Linked DNA regions of Homo sapiens: all the other regions are linked to region 5. The links are chromatin loops, found by intact Hi-C in ENCODE. Cell type or tissue: heart right ventricle. All regions are shown on one strand. Each heading gives the region's core, and the rest is flanking DNA. Links, peaks and the distances in the headings are about the cores only.

Region 1 (6,228 bases), core at 870-5,869, 350 kb after region 5:
TTCTGTGTAAAATAATATCAGATATCTGGGCCAGGCGCAGTGGCTCACGCCTGTAATCCCAGCACTTTGGAAGACCGAGGCGGGCAGATCATGAGGTCAGGAGTTGGAGACCAGCCTGCCCAACATGGTGAAACACATCTCTACTAAAGATACAAAAAATTAGCCAGGTGTGGTGGCATGTGCCTGTAATCCCAGCTACTCGGGAGGCTGAGGCAGGAGAATCGCTTGAACCTGGGAGGCAAAGGTTGCAGTGAGCCGAGATCACGTCATTGCACTCCAGCCTGGGCAGCAAGACAAGACTTCGTCTCAAAAAAAAAAAAAAAAAAAGAAGAAGAAGAAGAAGAAGAATATGAGATTTATAATTGTGCCTTATGGATATTTCATTGCCCAGCATTGAACCAAATAGAATCCTAATGGGAGAACAAAACTCAAATACAAGAAATAACTAGTCCAAATCAAATAAAATCTACGCCCTTTACATTTCCGCAAAATGTTAATTTCACTACCAGGTTAATTTCACTACATGTCATCTACACTGATGATATTTATACTGTTTGCCAACTGTGAATAAAGGAATTTTTTAATTATAGGAAGGAAGTAAAATATTGTGATTACCTTTAGAGAGTCAAGACATAGACATAAACGACTTATATAGATAATGATGATGAAATGAAGCCCTGCCCGCAAAGCATAGGCTTCAAATTGAACCCCCCTCCCGTCCTATCTGATTTCTTTGTTCACTTATAAGTCAGGTTTATCATGATCTAATTTTTATATACAGTAAAATGTATACTTTTTAATCTACAGTTACGAGTTTTGACAAATGCATGAAGTCATACAACCACTAGCATCACAATAAGTAGGTAGAGTATTTCTATCACTCCCCCAAAGTTCCTTAATTCTCCTTTATAGTCACATCTTCCCACCACCTCAAACACTTGGCAACCACTGATCAATTTTTTTGTCTGTATAGTTTTGCCTTTTCCATAATGGCATTATGTAGTTTTTTGAGTTTAGCTTCATTCACTTAGCACAGTGCATTTCAGATTCAATCATGTTGCTTCATACAGTTGTTTATTCCTTTTTCTGAGTGGTAATCCACTTTATGGATGGACTAAAGTTTTATTTACCTGTTGACCAACTGAAAGACAATTTTAGCAATAATGAATAAAACCACCCCAAACATTTGCATAAGTTTTTGTATAAATATAAGTTTTCATTTCTCTTGTATGAATACCTAGGAGTGGGAGGCTGGAATATATGGTAATACAATATTTAACTGTATAGGAAACTGCCAAACTGTTTTCTCAAGTGTCTACGTTATTTTGCATTTTCACCAGCAGTATATTAGCATTCCATTTGTGCCACATCTTTACTAACACTTGGTATTGTCAGTTGGTTTCTTTTTTTCTTTTTTTTTTTTTTTTTTTTTTTTTTTTGAGTCAAAGTTTCGCTGTTGTTGCCCAGGCTGGAGTGCCATGGCACAATCTTGACTCATCACAACCTCTGCCTCCTGGGTTCAAGCGATTCTCCTGCCTCAGCCTCCCAAGTAGCTGGGATTATAGGCATACACCACCACACCTGGCTAATTTTATATTTTTAGTAGAGGCGGGGTTTCTCCATGTTGATCAGGCTGGTCTCGAACTCCCGTGAGCCACCCGCCTCGGCCTCGCAAAGTGCTGGGATTATAGGCATGAGCTACTGCACCCGGCTGGTTTCTTTCTTTTCTTTTTTTTTTTTTTTTGGGCGGTGTTGGGGGTGTCTTGTTTTAGCCTTTCCAACAGGTATGTGGTGGTATCTCATTGTGATTCTAATTTGTATTTCAGCAGGTGAGTGAGAGTATAGGACTGTTAGCTGGTCACTGTATGTTGCCTTCGTACTTGTGACAAGAGTACTTGTCTTAGAATAGGAAATCTCTATCTGGAGTCATGAATTAGAGCAGTGGTTCTCAACAGGAGCAACCCTCCCACCCTACTTCATGAAATTGGTCTGGAGACATTTTTGGTGGTCACAGTTGGAGGGACTGTGCTACTGTCATCTAGTGGATAAAGGCCAAAGATACTTCTAAACATCTTACAATACACAAGACACCTACTCTTTATCGCAAATAATTATCAAGCCCAAATGTCAATTAGTGCATAGGTTGAGAAACCCTGAATTAGGGCAACCAGCATATCAAATATTAAAGTCATCTACTTGTATTAAGGATAAGACATTCAGTTGAATGTCTCAGTCATCTCACAAGGATGTGATCCTTGAAAGTCCTATGAAGTTGGAAAATTGAGGATGAGTCATTCCATCAATGTCATGTACACTACCAGGCAACTCTAAAGAGTCCAGTTACGTTTTGACAATGTTTAACAATTTACTCCAGTGACAGTATTGCCATCAACTGTATTAGAAAAAAAATTTGTGTCACTTGCTATCCCACATAGCTCTAAGTATAATTTGTGCACGTTAAATAATTTCAAATACTTGAATTAATCTGGGAAACTTGATAAGCTCTAACAATATCATATTGATTTGTCTTTCAGTGCTGAGACCAATACATAGGAAAAATTTTCTTTTTCCCAAGGTGGCTGTTGCCTACTTTGAATTTCCATTGGGGTTTGGGGCTTTTGTTGTGCCTTGCTTTGCTTTTATTTGAAATTAGTTTCAAGCCTTGTATTCTGTAACCCCTAGGCATATTCTCACTTAGCCTACCAAAGCTGGGGGTAGCTGGGCGTGCTGCAGGGGGGAGGGGTGCTGCAGACCAGATGATGTGTGTATATGTCACTTTTTCATGTCTGAGAAAAATCATTCTACCTCGAATTACTAAAGTATACTCTTAAAGCAGGATTATAGAGACCATTCCTTGAAAATCATTATCCAAATTCAAAATGTAAAAGACAGTGCATTCTGCCAAACTCTTTTCAGTAGTTTATTTTGGTTACTTTGGAAAAAAATGTTGCCAGGTTCACTGTAAGTGTTTAGTTGTCTAGCCCTTGTTTATTACTTTATATTTGCATTTCTCTGGAATCAAAGATGAAAATTTGGCTGCTGCTTTGTACTGTCGGAAAATAACGGATTTCCTTATTTCAACAAGGAGATTCAACACAAAATTTGGCTGTAGCTTTTAATGAGCTTGGTGACGTTCAAGGGACCAGTCCAAACACATCTTGTGTTACAAGTAAAAGCAGATGTTTTTAAGTATATGCAGAATACAGTGAGCCCTACCCTAAACTTCCTCTCATTGCTATTGTCTTCTCAAAAGTCATTTCGCGACCAAGTTAGGTTCAAGGTAGCAAATGTGGTCCTTTACATTTATCATGCTGCCCGTTAGAGGGCAGCAGTATACAGACTCAGGAGCCAGAAAACCAAATATTACTGTATTCTGGGGCATAAGTCTTTTTCGAATCTTCTAAACACAGCTAAATATATCATAATTTAACAAAATCCCTAATCTGCATTTTGGTGTAGAATATCTATATAACTACAGATATTCAACTTTGAACTTTGTTTTAACATGATCTTTTTTACAAGCTTGTAAATTAATGCTTGTAATTCTAAATTGTGTATGGATTTGGTTTACAATATTTCTAATTGCTTCTGGGAAGACTCTATTTAAAACTTATTGGAGGGCTGGGCGTGGTGGCTTACGCCTGTAATCCCAGCGCTTTGGGAGGCTGAGGCTGGTGGATCACGAGGTCAGAAGTTTGAGACCAGCCTGAACAACATAGTGAAACCCCGTCTCTACTAAAAATACAAAAGAATTAGCCAGGCGTGGTGGTGCACACCTGTAATCCCAGCTACTTGGGAGGCTGAGGCAGAAGAATCACTTGAACCCGGGAGGCAGAGGTTGCAGCGAGCAGAGATCGCGCCACTGCACCCCAGCCTGGACAACAAAGTGAAACTCTGTCTCAAAAACAAACAAACAAACAAAAAACATATTGGATACTACTACTATAATTACTAAAATGTAAGTAGTTGGTAATGTGTTGGAAATCTTGGGAGAAAGAGATGGCTTTAGTTATAGAAGCATGGTACCATGCCATAGAATATGCAGAGAATAAGAGAATACATATTTTTTAAATGAATGTAGCCAAAATTTTTGGAAAACAGCCTTTAGATTCATTCTGGGGTGGTGTGTGTGTGTGTGTTTGTGTGTTCTAACAGCTTTACTGTAACAGCTCGTTCAATACTCATAAGAACCTTATGAAGTAGGTACTATATTATTATCTTCCTTACAGATGTGAAAACTACAACACATGGGGTAAGTGAATTGACACTGCACCAGGTCACACTACTAGTAAGTGGCCAAGCTAGAGTTTGAAACGAGGCGTTCTGAAATCAGAGATCATGAACTAAAAATACTTTGTTATACTACCTCTCATTGAATTGTCTAACCTTTCCCCCTGAATTGTCATGCCACCTATCTCTATCATATTTTCTCACATAGTCCTGTTTTGGGGCTCTCTATTCTATTCCATTCATCCTTTTAACCCTTCACTAATAACAGTTGTTGTACTGTATTAATTATTAAAGGTTTATGTAAGTTTTGATATCTGGAAATCTTAACTCTCCCACTTAACTCTTCTTCAGAATTTCCTTGACTATTTTTGGTCTTTGTATGTCCCTATGAAGTTTAGGATGAACTTACCAAATTATAGGACCAACTCTTTAGAGATTTTGACTAGAAGTGATATGTGCATCCTTCTTTTTCTTTTTCTTTTTCCTTTCTTGAGACAAGGTCTCACTCTGTCACCCAGGCTGGAGTGTGGTGGTGCAATCACAGCTCACCACAGCCTCCATCTCCCAGGCTTAAACTATCCTCCTCCCTCAGTCCCCTGAGTAGCTGGGACCATGGGCAGGCACCACCATGCCTGGCTAATTTTTTATTTTTTTGTAGAAATGGGGTCTCACTATGTTGCCCAGACTGGTCTTGAACTCCTGGACTAAAGTGATCTGCCCACTCCGAACTCCCAAAGTGCTGAGATTACATAAGCATAAGACACTGTGCCTGGCCAATGCATCCTGCTTTTTCTAAACCACCCCAAGTCATTTTTGGAAAAAGACAGAAGACAGATAATATAACAATAGAGAAAAATATATATATATAACTAGAAAAAATACTGGTGTTACTAAGATTATTTCTACTTTTATTTTTCCAAGTTTTAAATTTTATTATAAATATTTACTTCATGGGAAATATATTTAGAGTTTTAATTTTTATTATAAAGAAAATATAGATAGAAACCAAAGTAATGAATATACTTTAAATAATTCAGACCTCAAGATCCATATGAATTACCTGGCCAGCCTGAAAAAAAAGATACCTACCCAATATGTTTTAGAGAATTGATATTTATTATTTTTGGGAAGACAGTATATGAGTAAGAGTCATGCCTAAAGAACAGAGAAGAACAAAAACACTACTTTTTGAAAAGGGCAGTTTTAGACACTACAGGCCAGTGACATTGGTGTTAAGTCCAGACAGAATTGTAAAACACTTTTTCAACATTTGGTTTAGAAAGAGTGATTACTAAGAGTTGGACTAAGGATTTACTTACTTATTTTTCCCTGTCTTTGCTAGATATGGGGGGAAATACAGAGCATGTATGAGAGCTGCTTTGGCAAGAACAGATTTTAAATCTGATTTCACCTTCTGAGGAGCCTTATATAAGATAAGCTTAATTATATAACTTAGGCAAAGTTGTTTTCCCTGCATCACATAATAAGGACTAGAGCAAGAACTGGAACCCATGTGTTTTGACACTTACGGCAGTGGGAGGAAGCAGTGTGTTTCTATTATATTGCTGAGGCATACTAGCTATATCATCTGCCTTAGCCCAACATTTTCTTTATCTAGGTCTGGGCCATATAACCAAAAAGAATTGTGGGGAGCAGCCCTAAGAAGTGATGGCAGTTGGCCATTTTAAGTGTCAAGAGGATGTATGGGAGGCTGAGGCGGGTGGATCACGAGGTCAGGAAATCAAGACCGTCCTGGCTAACACAGTGAAACCCTGTCTCTACTAAAAATACAAAAAATTAGCCGGGCGTGGTGGTGGGCCCTGTTGTCCCAGCTCCTCGGGAGACTGAGGCAGGAGAATGGTGTGAACCCGGGAGGTGGAGCTTGCAGTGAGCCGAGATCACGCCACTGCCCTCCAGCCTGGGCGACAGAGCAAGACTGCGTCTAAAAAAAAAAAAAAATAGGATATATGGGATAGTATTGAGTTTAATCTACAGCAT
Region 2 (6,228 bases), core at 618-5,617, 460 kb after region 5:
AATTTTTATGTTTTTAGTAGAGACAGGGTTTCACTATGTTGACTAGGCTGGTCTTGAACTCCTGACCTCAGGTGATCCACGTGCCTCAGCCTTCCAAAGTACTAGAATTACAGGCATGAGCCACTGCGCCCGGCTTTTTCCTCATTTTTAAACAGGAGAAATAATGGTACTTATCTCAGTGGGTCATAAGATTGTTGTGAGGACTAACTGAATCAGTAAATATTTATACTGAGAATGTATTATACTCAGTACAGGTTGGTTATAATAATTTTTTCTTATTTTAAATATTTTTTACAGAGATATTTCTAGTTGTCAGATAATTCTCATTACCTGAATAAATCTAACAACATAATGCATGAAAAACCAAGTTGCAGAATGAAACACAACATTGTACTACTTGTATAAAGTTGTCCAGCCTAGGCATCATAGTGAGACCCCTATCTCTACAAAAATTTTGTTTAATAATTAGCCAGGCATGGTAATGCACACCTGTAGTCTCAGCTACTCAGGAGGCTGAGGTGGGAGGATCACTTGAGCCCCAGAGGTTGAGACTGCAGTGAACCAAGATTGTGCCAACTGCACTGTAGCCTGGGCAGCAGGTGAGACCCTGTCTCAAAAAAAAAAATAAATAAAAACTGGCCAAAAATGGGGAGGATTGGGAGAATTTAGATTATATCTTATATTTTTGAGACCACCAAACCCAGGCAAAGGACTTGACAACAGTCTTGGATTTGATGTCTACCAATTTCTGGACCACAAAGGAAAGAAATTGATTTATCCTCTGAACTCTTAATATTTACTAAACAACTTAAGACACAGAATCATTAGAAGGCTAAATGGTTTAAAAACAGAGTTCAACTGGGCCTGGTGGCTCATGGCATTAATCCTAGAACTTTGGGTGGCCGAGGCGGGAGGATCACTTGAGCCCAGGAGTTTGATACCAGCCTAGGCAACAAAGTGAGGCCCCATCTCTACAAAAAATACAGAAATTAGCCAGGCATGGTGGTGTGTGCCTGTGGTCCCAGTTACACAGGAGGCTGAGGCAAGAGGATTGCTTGAGCCCAGGAGGTCAAGACTGCAGTGAGCCTTGTTTGTGCCACTACACTCCAGCCTGGGTCACAAGGCGAGACTATGTCTTGATAAAAAAGGACTTCAATCCATTCATCCCAACTACTGACATTTATAGAATCTGGCACATCAAGTGAATACTGGACAATGCTGGTGGATGAATATACCTCTCGTGCAGAAATTGTATGCCTTGATCTGAGCAATCTAGAAGGGTTATAGACCATTCTGAGTTTAAGGATACTTGTACTGTTCAATCTGAGTATCAGGTAGTAAAACAGGAAAAACTGTAGAAGATGCTTATAGTCATCCCATTTAACTAAATGGATTACTCACTATTCTGTAAATCCCACTAACTAATGAGCATAATATCCTAAATACTCATTGCTTATAGGCCATTCTCTTTCTGCTCCTGCTAACTGAGTTGTATGTTTACATAAGCCAGTTGTGTTTTGTTCCTGATTAATTATATAGTTGTTAGATGTCACATAAATAGATGAAATATGAGTTATATACATGAAAAGCATCAATAAGGGATAGAATAAAACCTGCAATATAACTTATGTATTCTTTATGGACATACACAGGTAAAAAACAAAATGGGAATGATAATATGTAATTCATGATCATGGTTACCTCTAGGATAGGAGAGAAATAGAATCAGGAGAAGTATACAGTGGACTTGTATGTATTGTATGTCCTTTCTTTAAAAAAAAAAAAAAAGAGAGAGAGGGAGGGACAAAGCAAATATGTTTAAGATTTGATAAAGCCAGGTTTTGGATACAATTTTTTCTATTCCTGTCTTCCTTTTGTTTGTCTCTCAAGACTAAGCAAAAGAAAGACTCCCAATTTCATCAGAAAATGCTCTAAAATTAATTATTAAAGTGATTTAATATCTGGACTTGGTCAGGCCAGAGCAGAATCACAGGAGGACTTGCTAGCACCATCCCTGAATTGTGCAGTTAGTTAGGTACACTTATATTCCAGGGACCAGAACTAGATAGGAAATCTCCAGCAATTTAGACAATGAATCTCTCTATTATTCTTTAAGACCATTACATGTTTATGGAAAAGACCTGCCAGCTAGCCTTCTTTCCTGAAATCTGGTTTTCCCTGAGCTCCCAAACGAGAGCCTTGAGCTTGGGGAACTAACATGTCTAGCCAGACAGGCCTTCAACAGGCCCCTCATGCTGATATCTTAACCTTTCCCTTAACCATCTCATCTCTCAGATGATTTGCATCCTTTATTTGGATTTGAATCTGGCCTGCTGGTTGGTGAGCCCCATGAGTTTATTCTTCATATCCTGTCCCATGCTGGGTTTCCTTTGAAAGCTTTGTGGAAAATGAATGGCATTGCTTAATCTAGTACCTTCACGGGCTGTTTTTTCTAGATAAAGAAGGAAGTCAACACATTCTTAAACATCTCATAAAATTGCATGGCACAATACCACTTTTTTTTTTAGGACAGAATCTTAAAAATTATTATGAAATGTAAATATTGTTGCCAGAATTGAAGAGAATGAAAGAGAGATGTGATTTGACAAAAGCATTCCCAACCAGCACCACCATCTCACACCCTCAGTATGAGTTAAATCTCATCTTTGTGCAATATTAAAAGATTATGATGCTAGTATACAGACCAATTTGTAAAACCATCTTGTCTTGGGAAAGTTTTTCTTCAAACCAGAGAAATTATTAGAATCAAAAAAATAAAATAAACACAAAATAATAAAAAAAATTTTTTTAAATAAATTATCACAATCAGAAGATAGTTTTATCCATAGATGCTTATTTTCTCTGTTTACTAAAATTACTGCTACTGTCCCAGGTTATACTGAATTTGAAACCCTAAAGTCTCATTACATCTTTCCCTACATAATTATATTACAGGTTTGTTTTGTAAAATATGTTCATTTTGTATCTTACAGAAACAACGTAGAGTAATGGAAAGCTTTATTTCTGTTCCCATCTGTTCTACTCATCTTACCATATGACCCTGAACAGTTCTCTTTCTTTATAGATTCTCTCAAATGCACAGTGAACACCTGAAATATTTACCTTACCACCCACTTTCTAGCCCAAGCTGACTGCAAAGTTCCATTTTTGCAATTTGTAGATCAAGCCATGATGGAGTCTAGGCAGAATAAAGTGATACTGCCCTCTGCTGGTCCTGAGAACACCCATCAGTGGAATGGCCCTGCCCATCCTCACTGAGGGACACAGTGCTCCCTGCTTGTGGTTGACCAGACAAAGCAAGAAACCACAAAGAAAGAAGGCAAACTGCATGTCTAGAAAAAGAATAATATTTTAAGTATTTGGGGGTTAATGATTTCTAACGCACATATCAGGAGATCATTTTATCTGCAGGCACTTATTTTCTCTGTTTACTAAGACTACTGCCACTATCACAGATGCCATAGCCGTTTGTGTCTGTCTTGCCACCAAGTGTTTGTACTATAGTCACTTCACCCTGCTGTAATGCTCACCTAGTAAACAGGCTGTGGGTTCTGACCCTTTGGGCCACTGTCACTCTGTCTTGCACCGTTTTTCTTCCTTGGAACATATATAGTCCCACTTTTGCTCAAACTATTTAGATTAGTTTTTGCATATTCAACTTTTAGTTTGTGCATAAACATGAAGATACAGGTTGAGTATATCTAATTCAAAAATTTGGGCCACACTTGGTGGCCTAATCCTATCCCAGCACTTTGGAAGGCCGAGGTGGGGGGATTGCTTGAGGCCAGGAGTTCAAGACCAGCCTGGGCAACATAGTGAAAACCTGTTTCAAGAAACATTTTTTTTTTTTTTTTTTTTGAGATGGAGTCTCACTCTGTTGCCTAGGCTGGAGTACAGTGGCGCGATCTCAGCTCACTGCAACCTCCACCTCCCAGATTCAAGCAACTCTCCTGCCTCAGTCTCCCAAGTAGCTGGGATTACAGGTGCCTGCCACCACACCCAGCTAATTTTTGTATTTTTAGTAGAGACGGGGTTTCACCATATTGGCCAGGCTGGTCTTGAATTCCCAACCTTCAGTGATCTGCCTGTCTCAGCCTCCCAAAGTGCTTGGATTACAGGCGTGAGCCACTGTGCCTGGCCTCAAAAAACATTTTTTAAAATTAGCCAGGCATGGCAGTACATGCATGTAGTCCTAGCTACTCAGGAGGTTAAGGCGGGAGAATCCCTTAAGCCCAGGAGTTCTAGGCTGCAATGATCTATGATTGTCATCAGCCTGGGTGACAGAGTGAGACCCTGTCTCCAAAAAGAAGAAAGAAAATTCAAAATGCTCCAAAATTCTAAACTTGTAGTGGGCTGGCATGATACTCAGAAGAAATGTTCATTGGAGCATTTCAGATGTCAGATTTTCAGATTTAGAATGCTCAACCAGTAAATATGATGCAGATATTCCAAAATCAGAAACACTTCTGGTCCCAAGTATTTCAGATAAGGGACATTCAACCTGTAATGTCAACTCAAATGTGCCAAGGAAAGCAAATATACACCATCAGTGTGAAAAATACTGAAGAAAGGTGGGGCTTCATTACACCCTCAGATTCCTGTACATCTCTGTTAAGTTTTAATAAAAGATGTTTAATTAATAACTTTTTTGGCATGCTGATTATCCTAAAAGTACTTTGTGAGAATCTGATAAGGATTTGTTAAAAGCTCAGTTTTTTGGAGTTTATCTATATGAATATAATTTCAAGACTTCAACATTTTTAGAGTTGCCATTGATTATGTTATGCTGCATTTGTAAGAAATGGTACTGCCCTGAGTATACTCATGGTAAAGGCAGTTGAGAATTACAGTTTTATCTCATTTGAATTTAGTGCCTTTAAAATCTCTTTCAGGCTGGTCATGGGGGCTCACATCTATAATCCTAGCACTTTGGGAGGCCAAGGCAGGTGGATCACTCGAGCCCAGGAGTTCAAGACCAGCCTGGGAAATATGATGAAACCCCATCTCTACAAAAACCCCATCTCATCTCACTGCAACCTCCACCTCCCAGGTTCAAATTTTTCTACAAAAAAAAGCTACAAAAATTGCTGGGTGTGGTGGAGCACACCTGTAGTCCCAGCTACTACAGCTACTAGGGAGGCTGAGGTGGGAGGATCTTTTGAGCCTGGGAGGTTGAGGCTGCAGTAAGCCATGATCATGCCACTGCACTCCAGCCTGGGTAACAAAGCCAGACCTTGTCTCAAAAAAAAAAAAAAAAAAACTGTTTCAAAATAGGCTTGTGTACTGCTACTGAAACAATTGTTGGTCCTTACAGTAAAGGACTAAAAAATGAAGGAGGAAAAAGTGTGTAATCCATGTCCCAAGTGTCTTCATGCAGAGTATAGAAGGAGCTTGTGATTCAGTGTGTGTGGCTTCTGCTTACGCACTCACAAAACCACACACATTTTGTTCATGATTTCCCATAGGTAGACAGTAACTGTTTCTTAAATGAGCAGATAGGCATAATGAAATCCAACAATGATCCCTGTGCACCCTCAAAGAACTCCTGATTTTTGCTTCATAGCCACAACTTACAGCCACTTAATAGGGAGAATTGAGGTTATAGCCAGTTACCTCAGCAGCAGTAACACAGTCCTATCTTGAAAGGGTCTTACAGATGGCATGTAGTACACAGAGACTCTTTAAGGCAAAATCACAACCACCCAGCTTCTAACTACACAGGTACTACATTTCGTGGTATGCAGTTCTAGACCAAAAAGGAGATTAGCATGTATTGAGCGTGTAATTTTTACCAGATGTCTTATATATCTGGTATACGTCCCTAAGAAATGAACCAACTTTTGTTGTGTAACAGTTATATAACCTTAGTAATCATCTTCAGTGTCCAGCATTTCAGGAGAAGACACTCAGCTTATTAAATTGCTTCGAAAGAAAACTTATCAGAAACTTTAGTTCTACTCACAGAAAACAGATGAACTCAATTCCAAAGAATAAAATGGGCCAAAAAATGTTTATTGAAAATGGTACCTACTCTTTCTTGGAAAATTATGAATTTTTAAAAATTTGAAACATCCTTAGCTTTTAGAGGTGGCAGAAATAGTTTTGGAAAGTTGACTCAAGTCACTAACTGAAATTTGGCAATGTAAATTATCATTAAAATTTAAAATGCAATGTTATACAAGTTTTTTTCAGAGGTTCCAAGGTAGA
Region 3 (6,228 bases), core at 608-5,607, 800 kb after region 5:
ATAATAAACTTTGGGGTAAATAAGCTTTAAAACAAAAGTACATAAGCAAAAATAAATAATTTACACCAACCCACTAACCTAATTTTCAGAGTAAAGCCATTTCCAATTACAGTACTGTTATCCCGGGCACCAGCCTGTGGTTAAACTTTGATGATTCATTATTTTTAAAAAACAGTAATAAAAATTGAATACTAAGCAAAATCTTTAACAAAACCACTGGATTTAACTTTTTAATTTTAAATAACCAAATTTTATAATTTTGTACATAATTCAATGTAATGCCAATATAATTAGCATTTCAGCTTGAAGAGCTGGTTTTTAACAGGGATGGGAAACTATAAATTATTCAAACAGTCTGCAAACCATGAGATACAAATAAAAATGGACAAGCATATAGTAGAACAAAAACCGCAGACACTCTACTAACTGGGGAAATATCTGAAGGCTTTACACCCTTTATTATCCATAATGGCTTTTGGAATTACGATTGTGTGACATATAGAACCTTTGATATTTTAGATACAGCCTTTATTTTTTTTTCCACGGGAAGTTAAAAATCCATCATAAGACTCCATAAGACTTTACTAGTCTTGCATGTAGACTCTAGGAGTTTGTGATCTGATAAAAGAGTAACATGAAAATTTACTGTATTGCCCTAATTTCATACTTCCTTGTACACAATGAATCACTCTGAGAATCTATTCCAAGGGTTATATACACAAAAGTGTCAAGAATAAAATGTTCTCCACTCTCGCATAAAAATGTGTACAGTGTATCAGGAATGGAAAACTTCTAATTTTCCTGGGCCCGGGCTTCATGGATTTCTGCTGCCAGAAGATGAAAGACTCCTTCTGCTTTATTGCTCCATTGTTCTGAGGATTAATCATCCAACCCTGGCGTTTCTCCTTGTTGGATTCTAGACGCTATTCTGATGGCTTCTTCCAGAGATGGCTGTTCTCCAAGCTGAAACAGGAACACACACATCAAACGCTAACAATTCAAAAGCCACAGTCAAGAAAATGCCAAAGAAATGTTATATGCCAGAAGTGAAACTTCTCTCTGTAATTCTGACACTTGGGATTGTTAAAATACTACTGCTAACTCAAACATTAAGAGAACAAAACAATTTCCTGCAGGGGAGAATAATGCAATGCAATTTCTTTTTCTTTTTTGAATTTCAAATCCTATGTGCAGCCAGGCCTGGTGATATGATGAGGTCTCAGCGGGGCATGGTGGCCCATGCCTGTAATCCCAACACTTTGGGAGGTGGAGGCAGGCAGATTGCTTGAGCCCAGGAGTTCGAGACCAGCCTGAGCAACATGGCAAAACGCCCCATCTCTACTAAAAAAATACAAAAATTGGCTGGGCGCGGTGGCTCACGCCTGTAATCTCAGCACTTCGGGAGGCCGAGGCGGGCAGATCACGAGGTCAGGAGATTGAGACCATCCTGGCTAACACAGTGAAACCCCATTTCATTTCTACTAAAAAATACAAAAAAAAAATTGCTGGGCGTGGTGATGGGTGCCTGTAGTCCCAGCTACTGGGGAGGCTGAGGGAGGAGAATGGCATGAACCCAGGAGGCGGAGCTTGCAGTGAGCCAAGATGGTGCCACTGCACTCCAGCCTGGGTGACAGAGCGAGACTCCGTCTCAAAAAACAAAAATTAGCTGCGCATGGCAGCGTGCACCTGTACTCCCAGCCTGCCGTGCCTGGCCTGCAATTTACTTGGGATTTTGATAAAATCTTCATACAGTCTGGCCATGGTGGCTCATGACTATAATCGTAGCACTTTGGGAGGCTGAGGCAGGAGGATCACTTGAGCCCAGGAGTTCAAGACCAGCCTGAGCAACATAGTGAGACCCCATCTCTATTTATTTTTACATAAATAAAAACTAAAAAAAAAAAAAATTCATACATGCAAGAGACAAAAGATGCTTACCTCAGCCAACAAAAGAGAGCTTCTTGAGCCTTTAGCTTCTATACCCATAAACTACATAAAGCCAACAGCTGACATTTCCTGGAGTGTGTTCTAACTCTTTATCAAGTAAACACGTGGGCGGAAAAAAAATCTCCCTAAGGACAGGTAATCTGCACCTAGCCCCTAGGATTCTATTTTACTTTACATTCTAATTTTTTTTTTGAGACAGGGTCTCGCTCTGTTGCCCAGGCTGGAGTACAGTGGTGCGATCTTGGCTCACTGCAGCCTCAACCTCCCTTGCTCAAGTGATCCTTCCACCTCAGCCACCTGAGTAGCTGGGACTACAGGTGCACACCACCACACCTGGCTAATTTTTGTATTTTTGTAGAGATGGGGTTTCGTCATGTTGCCTGGGCTGGTCTCTTATTTTTTGAGATGGGGTCTCATTTGTTACCCAGGCGGGAGTGCAGTGGCACAATCTTGGCTCACTGCAGCCTCAAATCTCCTGGGTACAAGTAATCCTCCTGCCTCAGCACCCCCCAAGTAGCTGGGCACTACAGGCAGCCGTCACCACACCCAGCTAATTTTTGTGTTTTTTGTAGTGATGGTTTTCACCATGTTGCCCAGGCTGGTCTCTAATTCCTAAGCTCAAGCTACCTACCTGTCTCAGCCTCCCAAAGTGCTAGGATTATAGGGATGAGCCACCATGCCCGGCTGCACCTAAGATTCTAAATTCTCTGCTTCCCAGAGAATGATTCCTTCTAAGTCTTCTGACATTCCCCACTTTAAAATGGGGGCTGTGCAAGGATTCTCAGAGGACTTATTTAGGATTTGTGTTTCCACTAGGTTTTTCTCTAAGGAGTAGCTCTTAAGTGCTTTACAGACCCCTGCCTAATTAGACTTTTATTTTGAGAGTAAAGATGCCTGGGTGGGTGCACACAGGGATATATACCTGAAGGTTTTTTTTCTTGCTATAAATTCCCCTAGAATATGCAAAGATGGGTAGAGAACAAAGTGCTGGTCTTTTTGAGTCCACCTCAAATACACCGATTTCCTTAAAGTAGGCTAGGTGATAGAGATTATTCTACACCTTGCCTCCTGTAAAGGTTATACACGAAGCACAGTGTACAAAGTTGAAAGCTATGAGCAGCACTGCTGTCGACTGAGGACAGTATGCCTTGGTACTCACCTGAACTGCAATCTGGGTGCCATTGGATGTTGCTACTAAGGTCAGAGGTCTGGTTTCTGTGGTTACTAAGTGATGGCTATGCTGCTGGTGCCCCATTTCTGATGAGGCAGTATGGAATGCTGCCAAGTCTTGAGCTACAATTGCAACCTTAAGCAAAACAAAACAAACCATACACATAAAGAATTAAACCTGCGATTTAAATAGGTTAAAGTCCACTTAATACAATGGATTTCTTCAAATTGAAAAGGAAAAACTCCTCTGACCATAGACTTGTCAAAGCCTATATTGAAAGGAGGTTTATTTGAGGAAGTTGAGGCTCATTATCTAAGGTTATGAAGTGAGCCAACGGCAAAATAGGGTAGAGAACACTGGAGAAATGGATCTGCTATGCCAGGCCCCATTAGCCAGGGAGATGTGGCTGTACCTAGATTCTATTACCCCTAAGTGACTGCTTGGGAAGTTATGTATGTGGACTAATTTGCACCTCAAATGTCCATTTTTTTTTCCTGAGATTGGCTCATAGGAGAAAATAAATGATTTTTTTCCTCTTTACTTGTCGTATTTAAAATTAGATTTCCATTTAACTAGGAAAACTGAAAGGACCAGTGGTACTACTGACAAACAGCATCTCATCTCATACTCATTTCCCATTTTAGACTCCATGGAATCTTCCCATACTCCTCTTGCAGCATCTAGCCAGGAGGATTAAAAGGGCTTTTGTGGCTCTTATACCACAAGTACAACTTTTTAAAAAAATGCAGATAACATGGAAAATGGCAATTAACTATTTCTGTTAGATGATATTCTAAAATTTTACTCAGCCAAATTCAGAGAAAGAATAGATTAAAAATGAAAACTGCTGTTTTACTTGGCTATTCATCCACTAAAAATGCTACATTTTAAGCTAATAGATATTTAGCTTGGATCAATCCCAATAATGTTCCCTAATTCTATAAGAAAAACAGATTTCATTCCAGCAATGTCTAAGTAGCTTATATTGGGCTAACCTTCCTGCAGATAACAATTATAAACCCTTGACAAAAATATGAAAAAGCAACTATATGAAGGCTTTGAGGAGCAATGACAAGCAGGAAGAAACTAGAGGGGATTCTCAAAAGAAGGGAGTCACACTGTGTTATATCTGTGTTTAAATAGATTTCACACTGAGGGCACTACCCAGTTTGAGCAGCCTGGGGCAACTTAAGGTTAAAGATAATGGAGTCCAGGGCTGCCAGAATAGCAGTACAGAGAAGAATAGCCCAGAAAGCAAAGAATTTGAGTGGGAAGCCCCCAAATCTTTGTATAAACTGTCCTCAAATCCTTTTTTTTTTTTTTTTTTTTGAGGTAGTCTCGCTCTGTCGCCCAAGCTGGAATGCAATGGCTTGATCTCAGCTCACTGCAAACTCTGCCTCCCAGGTTCAAGCGATTCTTCTGCCTCAGCCTCCCGAGTAGCTGGGATTACAGGCATGCGGCACCTCACTCGGCTAATTTTTGTATTTTTAGTAGAAACAGGGTTTCTCCAAGTTGGTCAGGCTGGTCTCGAACTCCTGACCTCAGGCGATCCACCCGCCTCGGCCTCCCAAAGCGCTGGGATTACAGACGTGAGCCCCCGCGCCCAGCCAGAATAATAATTATTATTATTATATATTTTTTGAGACGGAGTCTCACTTTGTCGCCCAGGCTGGAGTGCAGTGGCGCCGTCTTGGCTCACTGCAAGCTCCGCCTCCCGGGTTCACGCCATTCTCCTGCCTCAGCCTCCCGAGTAGCTGGGACTACAGGCGCCCGCCATCACGCCCAGCTAATTTTTTGTATTTTTTAGTAGACACGGGGTTTCACCGTGTTAGCCAGGATGGTCTCGATCTCCTGACCTCGTGATCCGCCCGCCTCAGCCTCCCAAAGTGCTGGGATTACAGGCGTGAGCCACCGCGCCCGGCCTCAAATCCTTAAGACCCCTCAACACAAATATTTCCGGTTTCCAACAACATTCCAACAAGACTGGCAAAGCAGCATCTAGAAGGCTGAGAAACTAAGGAGAGCTTTCAGTGCAACTCACCAAAGAGAGACGGAATTTGAAGTTTCAATCTTACCAAGTTAGGAGGTAAGATTACGTCCCAGGACTAAATATTCACCCTAAGACCTTATAGCAACACTGAAACAGACCTGCCTTAACAAAGTACAAAACCCAGCCACAACACGTAATTTAACTAGCTAATAGAAAAAAAAAATCAATATTCTCCAGAGAAAGATAACAAAATTCAGAATCTCTATAATGTGTCATCCACAAGGTCCAGAATGCAATTTAAAAATTACAATTGCTTAGCCAGGCATGATGGCTCACGCTTGTAATCCTAGCACTTTGGGAGGCCGAGGTGGGTGGATCACCTGAGGTCAGGAGTTCGAGATCAGCCTGGCCAACATGGTGAAACCCCACCTCTACTAAAAAAAAAAATACAAAAAATTAGCTGGGCATGGTGGCGGGTGCCTGTAGTCCCAGCTACTCGGGAGGCTGAGGGAGGAGAACCAGGTCAAAGACAAATTAATATACATTCTCCATCTGAAGAACCTTGAGAAAGATTGTTAAAAACCCCAAATAGGCCAGGTGTGGTGGCTCACACCTGTAATCCCAACACTCTGGGAGGCCAAGGCGGGTGGATCACCTGAGGTCAGCAGTTCGAGACCAGCCTGACCAACATGGTGAGACCCCGTCTCTACTAAAATTACAAAAATTAGCCAGGTGTGGTGGCCGGTGCTTGTAATCCCAGCTACTTGGGAGGCTGAGGCAGGAGAATCGCTTGAACCCGGGAGGCGGAGGTTGCAGTGAGCCGAGAGCGTGCCATTGCACTCCGGCCTGGGCAACAAAAGCGAAAACTGTCTCAAAAAAACAAAAAACAAAAAAGCCAAATAGATTCCCAGCAACTTGTAAGACAACACCTAGTTAATATACATGTAACTAGAGTTCCAGAAGGGCAGTAGACAATTTAAATTTTTTTTTTTTTCCCCAGAAGCAGTGGCTTGTACCTGCAGTCCTAGCTTCTTGGGAGGCTGAGGCTGAGGGATCCCTGAAGCCCAGGAGTTTGAGGCCAGCCTGGGTCCCAGCTACTCGGGAACACTTGCCTCAGCCT
Region 4 (6,228 bases), core at 409-5,408, 110 kb after region 5:
TCACTGAAACCTCCGCCTCCTGGGTTCAAACGATTCTCCTGCCTTAGCCTCCCAAGTAGCTGGGTTTACAGGCACTTGCCACCACATCCAGCTAATTTTTGTACTTTCAGCAGAGACGGGGTTTCACCACGTTGGCCAGGCTGGTCTCTAACTCCTGATCTCAGGTGATCCACCTCCCTCGGCCTCCCAAAGTGCTGGGATTACAGGTGTGAGCCACCGCGCCTGGCCACAAGAGGCCCTTTCCATACTGTGATTCCTTTCACAACCCCACACCCATGGTTTTATTCCTGGGGAGTCTGCTGTGTTCTTGGTTAACAGATGGTTCTACATGATGTGTTGGCACCTGTCAGACTAAGAGCTGACTCTGGTAGAAACGGCCAGTTGTCTCCTAATACTATTTTTTTCTCCTTTAGAAATAAAACTCTTGTGTTTTAGCAGGGCAATTGTCTAAGAGACTAAGAGACTCCCTTGCTATTGGGTGTAATCATGTGACAAGGCTTTGGCAAGTGATATGTAAGTGAAATTGTTCTTCCAGAAATTCTCCTTAAAATATTCTATACCTTCCTCCTTCTCTTCCTCCTCCTCCTCTCCCTCCTCCTCCTTTCTTCCTCTTCTCTTCTTCTTTCTTTTCTTTTTTTCTTTGTGCAAGGGAGCATGGGGTCTTGCTCTGTTTCCCAGGCTGGAGTGCAGTGGAGCAATCTTGGCTCACTGCAGCCTTGACCTTGTAGGCTCAAGCAATTCTGCCACCTCAGCCTCCTGTGTAGCTGGGACCACAGGTGTGCAACACCACACTCAGCTAATTTTTGTGTTCTTTTTGTAGAGATGGAGTTTTGCCATGTTGCCCGGGCTGAACTGGAACTCCTGGGCTCAAGTGATCCTCCTGCCTCAGCCTCCCAAAGTGCTTGGGATTACAGGCATGAGCCACTGTGCCCAGCTTCCTTCCTTCCTTCTTGATTTCTACTTGAAACATGGATGTGATGTTTGCAGCTCTAGCAGACATATTAAACCATGAGAACAAGGGTCTAAACCTGTAGATAGTGGAGTGATGAACCTGAAGAAGCTGGATCTTTGAGCCCATAGATCTGACATTGATCCTGAGTGTTGTCTTCGAGACATCTTTTATATGAAAGGAAATATACTTTTATCTTGTTTAAGCTATTAATGTTTTAGGTTTTCTGTCATATGCAGTGGAACATAATCCTAGTGGAGACACTGAATGCTTAGATGGATAACGTGCCATTCTCTGAGATAGAGAATGGAGGGAGAGAAGATACAGATTTTATAGAAATAATAGAAAATCCCAATTTGGTCATGATTAATTTGCTGTGTTTATGGAAATGCTTAATAGGGGGTACAAACAGCATTGGGAGCTTGAGAAATACTCTATCTGTTACAAGAAGGAAATGATTGTCTTCAGGAGAGTGAAACGTTAAGGAAAACAGCTGGTAGTAAAGTATATTATAACCAGCCTCATAACTTGTTTGGACAGATAAACAATCTGTAATGCTTTTTGCAGGATAGGAAGTTTGCGTTTGAGAGAAGAGTTGAGCAGAAAACACACGGCTTGGATTATCTGTGCTGTAGATGCGATGCTCCAGGGTGAACTTTGAGTTGCAGATAGGAAGTTAGAGATGGGAAAAAAAAAAAAACAAATTTGTGGAGAGGAGAGCATTGTAGGCAGGGGACATGTTTAAACTGTATTTGGGAAGAAGAAATTTGTCACCTGTATTTGTGTAATGAGAAAGGCCTACTTGATTTTGAAGGCACAGGTTGCTGGAGAACTAAGGATTTTTGTAACTTCTCCTTTATTGACTTAGGGTTAGGGAATACATTGATAGGGACACATTGAATGAGTTTTAATGAGAAATTTATGTGTATCATGTCCAGTTGCATTATGCAACAGATACGAATTTCTTGTTTAAGGAAGATTAACATAATAGCCTTTGCTGTTTTTTAATCAATAACTTTCCTCCCTAGTTTAAAAATGTTGTATTTAAAAAATCTATGCTGAAACTAAGCACTTGCTATGTACTAGTCTTATCTGCAATTGGAAGAAAACGTAAATATAACTTAAACATAGTGAAAGTGGTACAGTTAAGTCATAGAGAATTGTGTTTTAAATTTTCAGTTGTATTTTTTTTCTGAAAGGATCAATGTTTTATAGATACTACCAATATATTAATGTTTTTAAAGCTGGTTCCAAGAAATTTGTCTGAAATTTTAATGTGGCAGTGTTTTCTCTGCTGAATTATCAAGGGAGGCTAAATATTCTGTGGTATAGTGGTAATAATTTTCGTAATACCTTGATAGGCATAGATAATACTGCAGAAATTGCCAAAAAACAGCTTCTTTTTTTTTCTCCATTCTGTCCCTCCACCTGTGTTCTTTCCTGCCACACGTCTTCACCGCCTCCTTCACCCCCTCCTTTGCTGTAAACTTAGTTTCTCAGAATTCTGTAATCATGTCTTTGTAAATTTTCAGTTTGGTTCATGATAACTGTAACAAGTTCAGAAAGAGGTTTCTCATTCTACATCATACAAAATGAAGGTGTTTATGAAGTAGCCGGGAGTTCTTTGCCAGCAGACAAGTTATTGAGGCTTAGTTTAAATTGGTATAATTTAAACTGGTATAGTTTTCCTAACAACATAATCTATCTGGAGGAGATTTTGGTCTGCTTTTCAGATCAGCAATCATAGTGTTATGCCATCTAGTGGTAGATGTATGTATTTCACATTTTTTGTTGGTTTACCGTGCCTGAAGTTTAGAGCCAGGAGGGACCTAAGATCACTTTACAGGTGGGAGACCAAGGCTTAGAGAAGTTAGAGGATTTGCTTAAGGTCACCAGTTAGTGACAGAGCTAAGATAAGCCTCAGATCTCCTGATTACCAATGTAGTATTCTTTTCAAAACATGGCAGTGTTTTTCTTGAGGACTTTCTTAGATTAGTTTATCAACCATGGGAAGGTATTTATATTTTAGATGATTTCTGTGTATTCATAATTACTGTTGATAGCTTTAATGTACTGGTGTTTTAATAGGCCCTTGTACTCAGAAGTTAAGGGAAATGGATATCATATTTACCTTTGATAAGACATAGTAGTTTTCTTTAAGTAGTTAAATAAGTGCTTGTGAGAGAGGGTTGAGCTTGTTTTCCATTTGTTACAGTGAGAAAAAATATTAATTATTGTGCCTTTGGGCTTGCCCTTGTATGATCTAGTTTTTTTTTCCCATAGAAAAGGAAGTATTAGGAGAGAGGGCCCTAGGACTAAACTTATCTGTTAGGGTCATACTCAGATTAAGTTTTGTGTTGAAAAAAGAATCAATTCTGACAGTGCCTTCTGGTCCCTCCTCACCCTACCCTGGCAACTAAAGGTTGCAAATCAGGCAAGCAGTAAGCTTCAAGGACAGAGAAGTTTTAAGCAATCTTAAAGGTTGTTGGAATAAGCATGAAGAATATTGCCCTGGGAAGAGGTTTAGAGCCAGCTGATATCAGAACACCAGCTATTGGACTGGAGAAGTATTTAAGTACTAGATTGAGGATGACTTGGATTTGTATTTTTGTTTTGCCACTGATGCTCCGGTATTGCTTCTTTTGTAATTTCCTTTCTGTTTAAACACCTTCCTTCAGCCAATCTTCAATGTTAGTGTAGTTTTTTTTGCTTTGTTTTTTTTGGTCCAAGAATGTCTGGATTTTCCTCTCATTCCTTAAGGGTAGTTTCGTGGGAAATAGAATTCATAGTTGATAGTTCTTTCTTTCAGCACTTGAAAAATGTTGTGCTGCTTTCTTCTGTCCTTCATGGTTTCTGATGAGAAATTTGCTGTCATTTGAATTGGTGTTATCCTGTAGGTAAAATGTTTCTCTCTGGCTTCTTTCAAGACTTCTTTGTTTTTAATTTTCAGATGTTTAATTATGATGTATCTTAGTGTAGATTTCTTTTGAGTTTATCCAGTATGAGAGTCACGCAACTTCTTGAATATGTTTGGTGCTTCACCAAATTTGGGAGTGTTTTAGCCATTATTTCTTTGAATATTCTTTTAGTTCCCCTCTTCCTCTCCTCTTTTCTGGGACTCCAGTGATATGAATAGTGGATCTTTTGTTATGGTCTGTGGACCTCCCATGGGTTCCCAATGTTCTTTATATTTTAATTTGTTTTCTCTCCGTTGTTCAGACTGGGTAAATTCTACTGATTTCACCTCAAGTTCACTGATTCTATGCTATGCCATTTTCACTCTACTATTGAAACCATCCAGTGAGATTTTAATTTTGGATATTTTATTTTTTAGTTTTATAATTTCTGTTTGATTTATAACGTATTTCTGTGCTGATATTTCTATTTTTCATTTGTTTCAAGAGAGTTTATGATTTGATGTATTTTTAAGGTAGCTGCTTTAAAATCTTTGCAGATAATTCTTCCATCTGATTCATGTCTGTGTTGGCATCAGTTAATTGTCTTTTTGTCATTCAAGTTGTGATCTTTTCTGGTTCTTGGTGTAATGGGTGCTTTTTTACTATATCCTGGACATTTTGGCTGTTATGTTAGTTTTTGTGTTTAGAGTTAGCATGTAGACCATAGTCTAATTTTGTAGGCTGTTGTTCCAGTGGCAGTTTAATTTTCAGAGCCTTTTCAGTGTTATTTTGATTTTCTTGGTTATTTGGTTTTCTTTGTTTATTTAATGCTGGGGCCATTAAATATAGCCCTTCTGTCACCTCAGGCAGCACTAGAGCTCCCACTGGTGCTGCCTGAGGTGGCAGAAATCATTCCCCAGGCTGAGCTGTTTGATGTCTCTTGGTGGGGGAGGGGACTCTCAGGCTACAGGGACAAAGAGGTTTTGCTGGACCAGGCTACTTTGTGTGGCACGATGTTCATTATTGGTGCTATTTCACTGCCCTGATGTCACTGGGGAGTACATGAGAGATTCTGACTCATGAGGACAAAGAGACTACCTGGGCCAGACTGCTTGTTACAGTGGAGTCTCTCTTACTGGTGTCCTCTGACTACCCCAGTGTTTCTGGATTGGGGAGGGAATTCTTAAGCCCATAGAAACAAAATGTCTGCCGAGGTTACTTGATACAGCGAGATACCTCTTGCTGGTGCTAGCTGGACACCTCAGTTTCTCTTGGTTGTGTAGGAGAGCCTTAGGCCTGTGATGACAAAGGCTTCCCAGGCCATCCTGCTTATTGTGATGGGGTCTCTCTTGCTGGTGATGCCTACTCACATGGTATCTGCCTTTGGGGAAAGGGAGTCAGGGCCAGGAGTGAAGGAAAGTGCTTTCCCTGGCTGCTTATTATCACTGTGGCTGTCTATCCCCTGCTCATGGTTCTGGGCTTTCCCTGTGTTGTTAGTGGAACTTCTGTTTGATCTGGGAGATGAGTGAGCCTACCTTGGCTGCCTTCTGTTGTTAACCTGGGGATTGGGACATGCTAGGCCTGGGTTGCCTTCTTCTGTTTGGTAGAGATAGGTAAGATGTCCTGCCATTGTGTTGTTCCTCCATTCCGAGGGTTACAAAACAGTTTACTTTCCTCTTACCACCTTTCAGAGTTCTCCTTTGGTTGCCTCCTGTGTTATTTATAGGCTTATACTTAGTGGGGAAGAGCAAGAAAAAATGAGTCTATACCATTGTGTCTGATCAGAGATTCATTAAAGAAAATCCTTTATTGACATATAATTTACATACCGTAAAGTTCATCCTTTTAAAATGTAAAATGCAGTGGTTTTAGTATATTCAAAGAGTTGTGCGACCATTACCACTATTTATTTATTTGTTTATTTATTTTAAACTCAATTTTATTTTAAGTTCTGGGATACATGTGCAGGACGTGTAGGTTTGTTAAATAGGTAAACATGTGCCGTGGTGGTTTGCTGCACCTATCATCCCGTCACCTACATATTAAACCCCACAAGCATTAGCTATTTTACCCTGATACTCTGCCTCCCCCCTCCCACCTCCCCCCAACAGGCCGCGGTGTGTATTGTTCCCCTCCCTATGTCCATGTGTTGTCATTGTTCAGCTTCCACATACAAGTGGGAACATGCGACATCACCACTATTTACTTAAAATGTTTCATCACCCCAAAGAAACCCTATATCCGTTAGCAATCACTCCCTTTACCCCCTTAAGCCCTTGTCAACCATGAATTTACTTCCTGTCTCTTTGAATTTGACTTTTCTGGGCATTTCATATAAATGGACTCATACAATATGTAGCCTTTTGCGTTTGGTTTCTTTCA
Region 5 (6,228 bases), core at 819-5,818:
GATGGGCAGACCCTTCACGTGTCTTGGGTCATGTGAGCATCTGAGCCTACAGAGAACACTCCTTTTGCTTCTGAAGCTCTTGCAGCCCGTTCTGAGAAATGTAATGCTGACCAGTTCATCTCAGGCATTTCTTTCTCTCCGGACATTATAGGATCACCCTCAAAACACGTGTGAGGGCACATACATCATCAGCTTCCCATAGTGAGTAGTTCCTAGGACTTGGATAACATTTCAAGCTTGACATGGCTAAAACAATACCATATCTGCAGTTAACTTTAGGTGACTCACCAGAAGAGCTATTTTAAACAAATTTGTAGCGACTAAGATTACATTTGTTCTATGAAAAACAGACTGAAAGGACAAAAGGCTAATGCAATATTTTTGAAACGCTCTTTTTAAGCTCAATGAAGTCCTGCTGTATTTTCTTGACAGCATCCTAGTTACCAGGCATAACAGGAGGGGCAATAACTGGTATCTAAACCACTCAAGAAACAAGCATGTCTTGACACCATCCAGCAGGAGTATATGTTCATCAGAAGACAGGTTTGTAGAAATAGTGATGGCCATGTTCATCTAGTCACCAGGGATTCTAATGTATTCCCTTTCAAAATAATATTGGTCAGGCTAGAGCTCTGGTAGCCTTGTGAAGGGTATGGTTTACCAGTCACCTGGCCTGCCTTAAGGTCATCTTCAGTTCTCCTGGCAATTACTATACTCTCTTCTCTATCCCAGAGTGCAGACACATTTCTGTATTTAGTTCAAAGAAAATCAACAGCACAAATTCATAGGGATTCCTGACAAAGCCAGAAGGTCAGAGCTAGAAGCAGATTGGGGCTTCTAGCTCTGACCTTTCAGCTGAGACAAGATTTCTAAGGGGAGAAGAATGAACAGATGTGAGGAATGGGGTGCTCTCATGCTACTCAAATGAAGCACAAAGGTAAACACCAACCTCATTATTCTCCTGAGAAGTTGCTTATTTTCCTGGGGTGGGGAACCTGGGGGCAGGCAGAACCTTCAAGGCCTGAGAACTATCAAGAGACTCTTTAGGAGGCGAGGAGAAGCTGAAACCACTATCCCAACCCAGTTCTCCTGAGTTTTCCTTCCTGCTTCGGGTTTCCCACTTCATTTCCCATTGCCGTGGCATCATGTCAGCCCCTACCTGTGAGGAGATACTGACATTTCTTTAGTGTTATACAAACTCCTTCCCTGAACTCTTCTTCACATAGCTGAGATAGGCTGGAACTTTTCCAAAGCCTTTACAAAATACTGAGGGAGAACAACGGGGACATAAACAAGAAAATACATGAAGCATAAACATGGTCAAGCTTGTGCAATATGTTAACAATCATAATATTTAGGGAATGAGACACAGAAGGGAGAAATGTTGTACATAATAACCTTGTTTGATAATTTTTAGGAACTGTATATACTTTATAAGTAATACACATTTATTTTGACATATACAGTATTAATTTTGGTCCTACCATAGCATTCTAGCTCCCATGGTTCACTCCACTTACAGACTTTCCACCTGATTAACTCTGAGACTCTTCCTTCTGTTCCTTTCTATCCCCGTCCCTCCCCAACAGGTCTCACGAACCTTCTGGGAAGAACAACGGGTGATAAGTTTGACCATTCAGTCAATAAATGTGCCAGCTATAATGCCAGACACAGTGATAAGCCATCAGTTACCTTCAATGCTTATCGATACCACTCAAATGCCTTTTCTCTTTGATAGGAGAAAAGACCAAGGGTCATTTCCTTAACACTTCTTTCTGTGTCCATCTAAAAAGTCACTTAGAATTATATGAAAACACACTTAATAGACTCAGTAATCTCTGCCAAGAAAAAGATCTTGGTTGAAAGAATTCTCAGCTACAACAATGACTGCAATCAAAAAGAACTCATTTACATACAAATGGATCTTCCCAAAGAAGGCAAAAAGGAAAATCCCACTTTCTGATTTGGAGCAGCAACAAGCCACTAATATAGTCAAGGCAAGGCAGCCTCTGTCCTCTGGATGCCTCCAATAAGATGACTAAGGGCTTTATCAAGCCCATCTAAGCTTATGACTATATTAATGCTCCAGTGCTCTTTATTTGAGCTCCGAGGAGCCACTGTTTTCCTCATCCCTCTCATCATCTAACCTGAGCTCAAGTATTCTCACCTGGGTGTGATTCAAATGGAGCTAGCCTTTACTTTCCTGGACACTCGTCTTCCTTAATCTGCCTCAGTTTCCTCAAGGAAGACAAAGATAAAACATCTGGAGACACCACAAATGAACCTCATCACAAATGAACCTCAAGCTGAGAAGAGCACTTCTGAGAGGCACTTCCAATACCACCCACTGACACCCAGCAGAGAATAGTCTGTGCTTGGGGAATTTACCTACTGCTACAGTTTTCAGACATCATTGGCCCATAAAGAAAAGACACTTAAACCTATAAGCCTCCTGGGTTTTGCTCTGGAGCCTCACTGGTCAGAGCCTTGCGTGAACTCCCTTGGAAAGTTGTCTGGGATCAAGGAGTCTGCCCTTGAGTCTCAGCAAGGGATGAGGGAGGCAGGACTTAATGGACTGAAAGAGAGAAGCCACCCATGTGGTCCAACAGTTCATCCTAGGAAATGACAGTCCAGTTGGTACACAACTACATAAACTTATATTCCAAAATCCCCCAAATTCACCACCAAGGCACTTGGCTAAGATAACCAATATACAATCAACCTAGAACCGTTTCAAGAATTTATTCCTAAAGAAACAGCAGGTGGCAGCAGAGTTTTACATTTTTTTTTTTTTTTTTTGCCCTTTGGACTGGAATGAAAACAAAGTGTCACGGAATAATCTCCTCATCTCTGAGTCAGCCAATTGGCCCAGAAACGGGCATATTGCCGTCTTGTAACGTGAAGAGTATAGCATCTTCTCAGAGTGGGCTCTGTGCACTTTGACAAGAGAATACAACATCACCCGCCACCCCCAGGCCAGAGACCTGCCTGGTTCTGTAGGCCAAGTAGGAAAATGACTGCCCCAGAATGACCAGATCACAGAGGCTGTGGCCCTGAGTTTCATATTCATTTTCCCAGTATCAAGGTGTTGCTCATTTACAATGTGGAGGCCCTCAAAGAAAACTGAGTATGATTAAGTGGAAGAATGCCTAGGAATTGAGTATACACCTCACAGCATTTTCACCATCTATTATGATATAATCCATGGCAGAAATGTAGGGGCAAAAAAAAGTGGAAAAGGGGAGTTAATAAAATCTGGTTTCTGGTGTACTTAGAGATTTAGAGATCTCTGAAAGCTGCATCACCACCCCACAGCTGCTGCAGCTTGGGCTCAGGAGCAGGCAGTGCCAAGACCACTGTCTGCTTTGGCCTCAAATACCTTCCTTGACTTAGTATTGTGCTTGGCTCCCAACTTCCAAGTTGTAGCTGGAAAGTTTCCATTGTCACAGTGTAGCACCAGAGTTGGAACCCAAGTTTTTGCTGAATTGTTTTGCAGAGCAAATCCAGTTTTGCCTTTAAGAAGTGACTGGTCAGCCGGGAGCAGTGGCTCACGCCTGTAATCCCAGCACTTTGGGAGGCCGAGGCAGGCAGATCACGAGGTAAGGAGATCAAGACCATCCTGGCTAACATGGTGAAACCCTGTCTCTACTAAAAATACAAAAAATTAGCTGGGCGTGGTGGCAGGCGCCTGTAGTCCCAGCTACTCAGGAGGCTGAGGCAGGAGAATGGCGTGAACCCGGGAGGCGGAGCTTGCAGTGAGCCGAGATTGCGCCACTGCACTCCAGCCTGGGTGACAGAGCGAGATTCCGTCTCAAAAAAAAAAAAGAAGTGACTGGTCAGTTTGTTCCATCCCAAAATGGTGATTCAGAACTCTCTCAGACACACCTTAGACTGAGATACTTTTTTTTTTTTCCCCTTAGATTAGAGAAGGAGGATTTCCTTATGTTGCCCAGGCTGGTCTTGAACCCTTGACCTCAAGCAAGGCTCCTGCCTCAGCCTACCAAAATGCTGGGATTACAGGCCTGAGCTGCCTCACCCAGGCTGAGATGTTTAATTTCCATCCAAGAGGAAACTTTCTTATCATTTAAAGTAGAAATGGAAGGATGGAAGAAGGTGGGGGTAGGGCTGGAGGAATTTTAATTGTTATTATTTTTTTTAAGTATGAAACTTGTTCAGGAAAAAGATAAAGTTAAGGACCTTGTCTCCAGGATCCCAAACAGATTTTGCAAACATATATTTGTGGGTTTTCTTTTTGGAAGTAGAGTTGACAGAAAAGTGAGTAGCTTTAACTCTGTAGCAACACAACTCCTGGTGACCAAAGAGAACATTCCTGAAGATCCAGTGGAGGTAGAAGACGTTCATTTATTTACATGACATGCAGCCTCAGCCCCAAACATGTTTTTTGTTTTCTTTTTCTGCAGAAAATATGATTTTGTTCTGACAACTTAAGGACACACTTCACAGCTCTCAGCCCAGAAAGGGTCATTTAAGATTATCTAATAAGGAAAACATTGTATAATTCCTTTGAATGTAATAAACAATATCTTTTGGAGCAACCTGCAGCAAATGTTCCAAATTTCACATCAACATTTAATTCCCCCTCTGTGCGTATGTTCTACACTCCCCAAAAAATGATGTTAAAACATTTAATGCAGTGAATTGACAGCACCAGGAAAATATTTGGGCTGTCTGGAGTTGCCATTATTGGCTTTAATTATGACCTACTGGCTCTTGGGTCCTAAAGCAGCCAGAAAATGAGATATGTGTGCCAAAATATTCATTAGAATTCCCTTCTCAGTCATTGTATAGAAAGAACAAGTTTCCTTCTGGCTCCCATCTTCAGTATTTTAAGTGGAATTATTAATATGCCAGATTTTTTAAAGGATCAGTCAGTAAACAAGATTATGTGCATACCTTGTATTTTGCATTTTAAAAATCTTGAAAAGGTCAAATGTCCCCTTTGCTATCATTGTATTACTGTGAAGAAAGAATTGTTTTTGCAGCTATGGAGTTAACCGGTACTATCCACCCAGGCCTCCTCATCCAAACCCTGCTCTCTGGAACTGACTTGATCCTATACGCTTTGGAACTGAAAGTACTGATGAAGCACAGCTTGGGTCTCCCAAGGAACTAGTCAGAAAGGTGGTTTAATTTCTCCCGCTTTTCAATGTTCATTTCTCCCTGAATATAAGACCTCAGAAGGCTAGAGTCATAGAGGAAGAATCTTTGAGATCCTTGATGCCATGTCCTTATTTTAGAGATGATTAATCTAAAGAGAAATGGTATATTCACTGCTTTACCTTTGTGTTCTGGCATTGAGAAAGAGCAGGTGCTTTTTTTTTCTTTATTTTTTAAACCACAGCATCCTTAGTCGTTACTCTTAAACAGAATTGCCATTTAATGAGCTTATACTATACTGCCAGGCAGGGGTTGTTGCTTTCATCCATGTTATATCATTCATCCTTACAACAAGCCTATAAGGTAAATATTATTATCCCCATTTTATAGCTAATGAAACTAAGACTTGGGTTAAGAGATGTGCCCATAATTACAGGGCTAGGAGGAGGGAGAGTCTGTGTAAACTCAAGGTTGTCTAACTTCAAAGCCTATGTCCTCGACTATACCACTTCCCTGCCCCCATCCTGCCTGCCAAATGAAACAAGGCCAGACTAGAAATCAGTTGGCATATCTTGGGCTCTCACATTGCTTTAATTTTTCAAGTAGTGGGGTGAAGAAAGAGTCCTCCATAGTGATAAAGTGGAGAGAGATGCCTGTGCCCAAGCAGTCTTCACTTACCAGAATGTGCCAAGAGATAAACAGGGACCATATAGATGCAATTCTCCCCTATTAACTACTTGTCATGTTTAACATGACAGTTCACCCTGAAAGCTTTTGAAAGACTTCCCAGTTTTTAATAAAGTTGGCTGATTTGGTCCTGACAATTTGTCTTTCATTTAATAGAAAATTGGAAGGGCAATTTGGGTCAGATGCTTATTTTGGGAAAAAATAATTAGGAGTTTTGTTTTCTCTGTGCGTGTGTGTGTGTGTGTGTGTATGTGTGTGTGCGTGTGCGTGTGCGTGCATGCTCAAGGTCGTACAGGGCTGAAAGAGCAGATGTGGTATGAATTAAGGAAGTTTATCTGATGATTGTCTATAGTGGCACAGATGATGGGGTTATTGCCTGGAAATGCTTGTGTTTTCCATGGAAACATGGTTTGGGAAGAAACT

Evidence for each region. Peaks named below come from ENCODE experiments on the same cell type or tissue, not always from the same donor. Only the 100,000 strongest peaks of a DNase experiment are listed, where the experiment ranks them.
Region 1: it touches region 5 in a loop (4-fold over the local background); 21 of 110 quality-filtered maps call a loop at or near these places.
Region 2: a loop joins it to region 5, with 7 times the contacts of the local background. A loop is called at or near these places in 52 of 110 quality-filtered maps.
Region 3: a loop joins it to region 5, with 3 times the contacts of the local background. A loop is called at or near these places in 7 of 110 quality-filtered maps.
Region 4: it touches region 5 in a loop (4-fold over the local background); 24 of 110 quality-filtered maps call a loop at or near these places.

Annotation. Positions count from the first base shown.
Region 1 is chr11:9,970,172-9,976,399 of GRCh38, reverse strand. All of the region lies in intron 13 of SBF2 (SET binding factor 2), which reads left to right. Among named protein-coding and RNA genes, the nearest start is that of LINC02709, 210 kb to the right of the region's middle. In heart right ventricle, for the core only: a CTCF peak has its summit at 3,322 (motif pointing right); no DNase peak of the experiment used is centred there.
Region 2 is chr11:9,859,315-9,865,542 of GRCh38, reverse strand. All of the region lies in intron 17 of SBF2 (SET binding factor 2), which reads left to right. The region is part of intron 1 of LOC101928008 (a long non-coding RNA gene); the gene reads right to left. Among named protein-coding and RNA genes, the nearest start is that of LINC02709, 100 kb to the right of the region's middle. RefSeq lists an enhancer at 2,066-2,625. In heart right ventricle, for the core only: a CTCF peak has its summit at 3,232 (motif pointing left); a DNase peak (open chromatin) is centred at 3,253.
Region 3 is chr11:9,522,265-9,528,492 of GRCh38, reverse strand. It overlaps ZNF143 (zinc finger protein 143), which reads right to left. Exons shown (of 16, transcript NM_003442.6): 15 at 3,107-3,253; 16 at 1-963. The coding sequence ends at 880. Among named protein-coding and RNA genes, the nearest start is that of WEE1, 48 kb to the left of the region's middle. In heart right ventricle, for the core only: no CTCF peak of the experiment used is centred there; no DNase peak of the experiment used is centred there; H3K27ac peaks cover 1,267 bases.
Region 4 is chr11:10,204,731-10,210,958 of GRCh38, reverse strand. The region is part of intron 1 of SBF2 (SET binding factor 2); the gene reads left to right. Among named protein-coding and RNA genes, the nearest start is that of SBF2, 86 kb to the left of the region's middle. In heart right ventricle, for the core only: CTCF peaks have their summits at 2,497 and 2,719 (motif pointing left); no DNase peak of the experiment used is centred there.
Region 5 is chr11:10,319,743-10,325,970 of GRCh38, reverse strand. The region is part of intron 1 of CAND1.11 (a long non-coding RNA gene); the gene reads right to left. Among named protein-coding and RNA genes, the nearest start is that of CAND1.11, 15 kb to the right of the region's middle. In heart right ventricle, for the core only: CTCF peaks have their summits at 2,536 and 2,741 (motif pointing right); a DNase peak (open chromatin) is centred at 2,890; H3K27ac peaks cover 639 bases.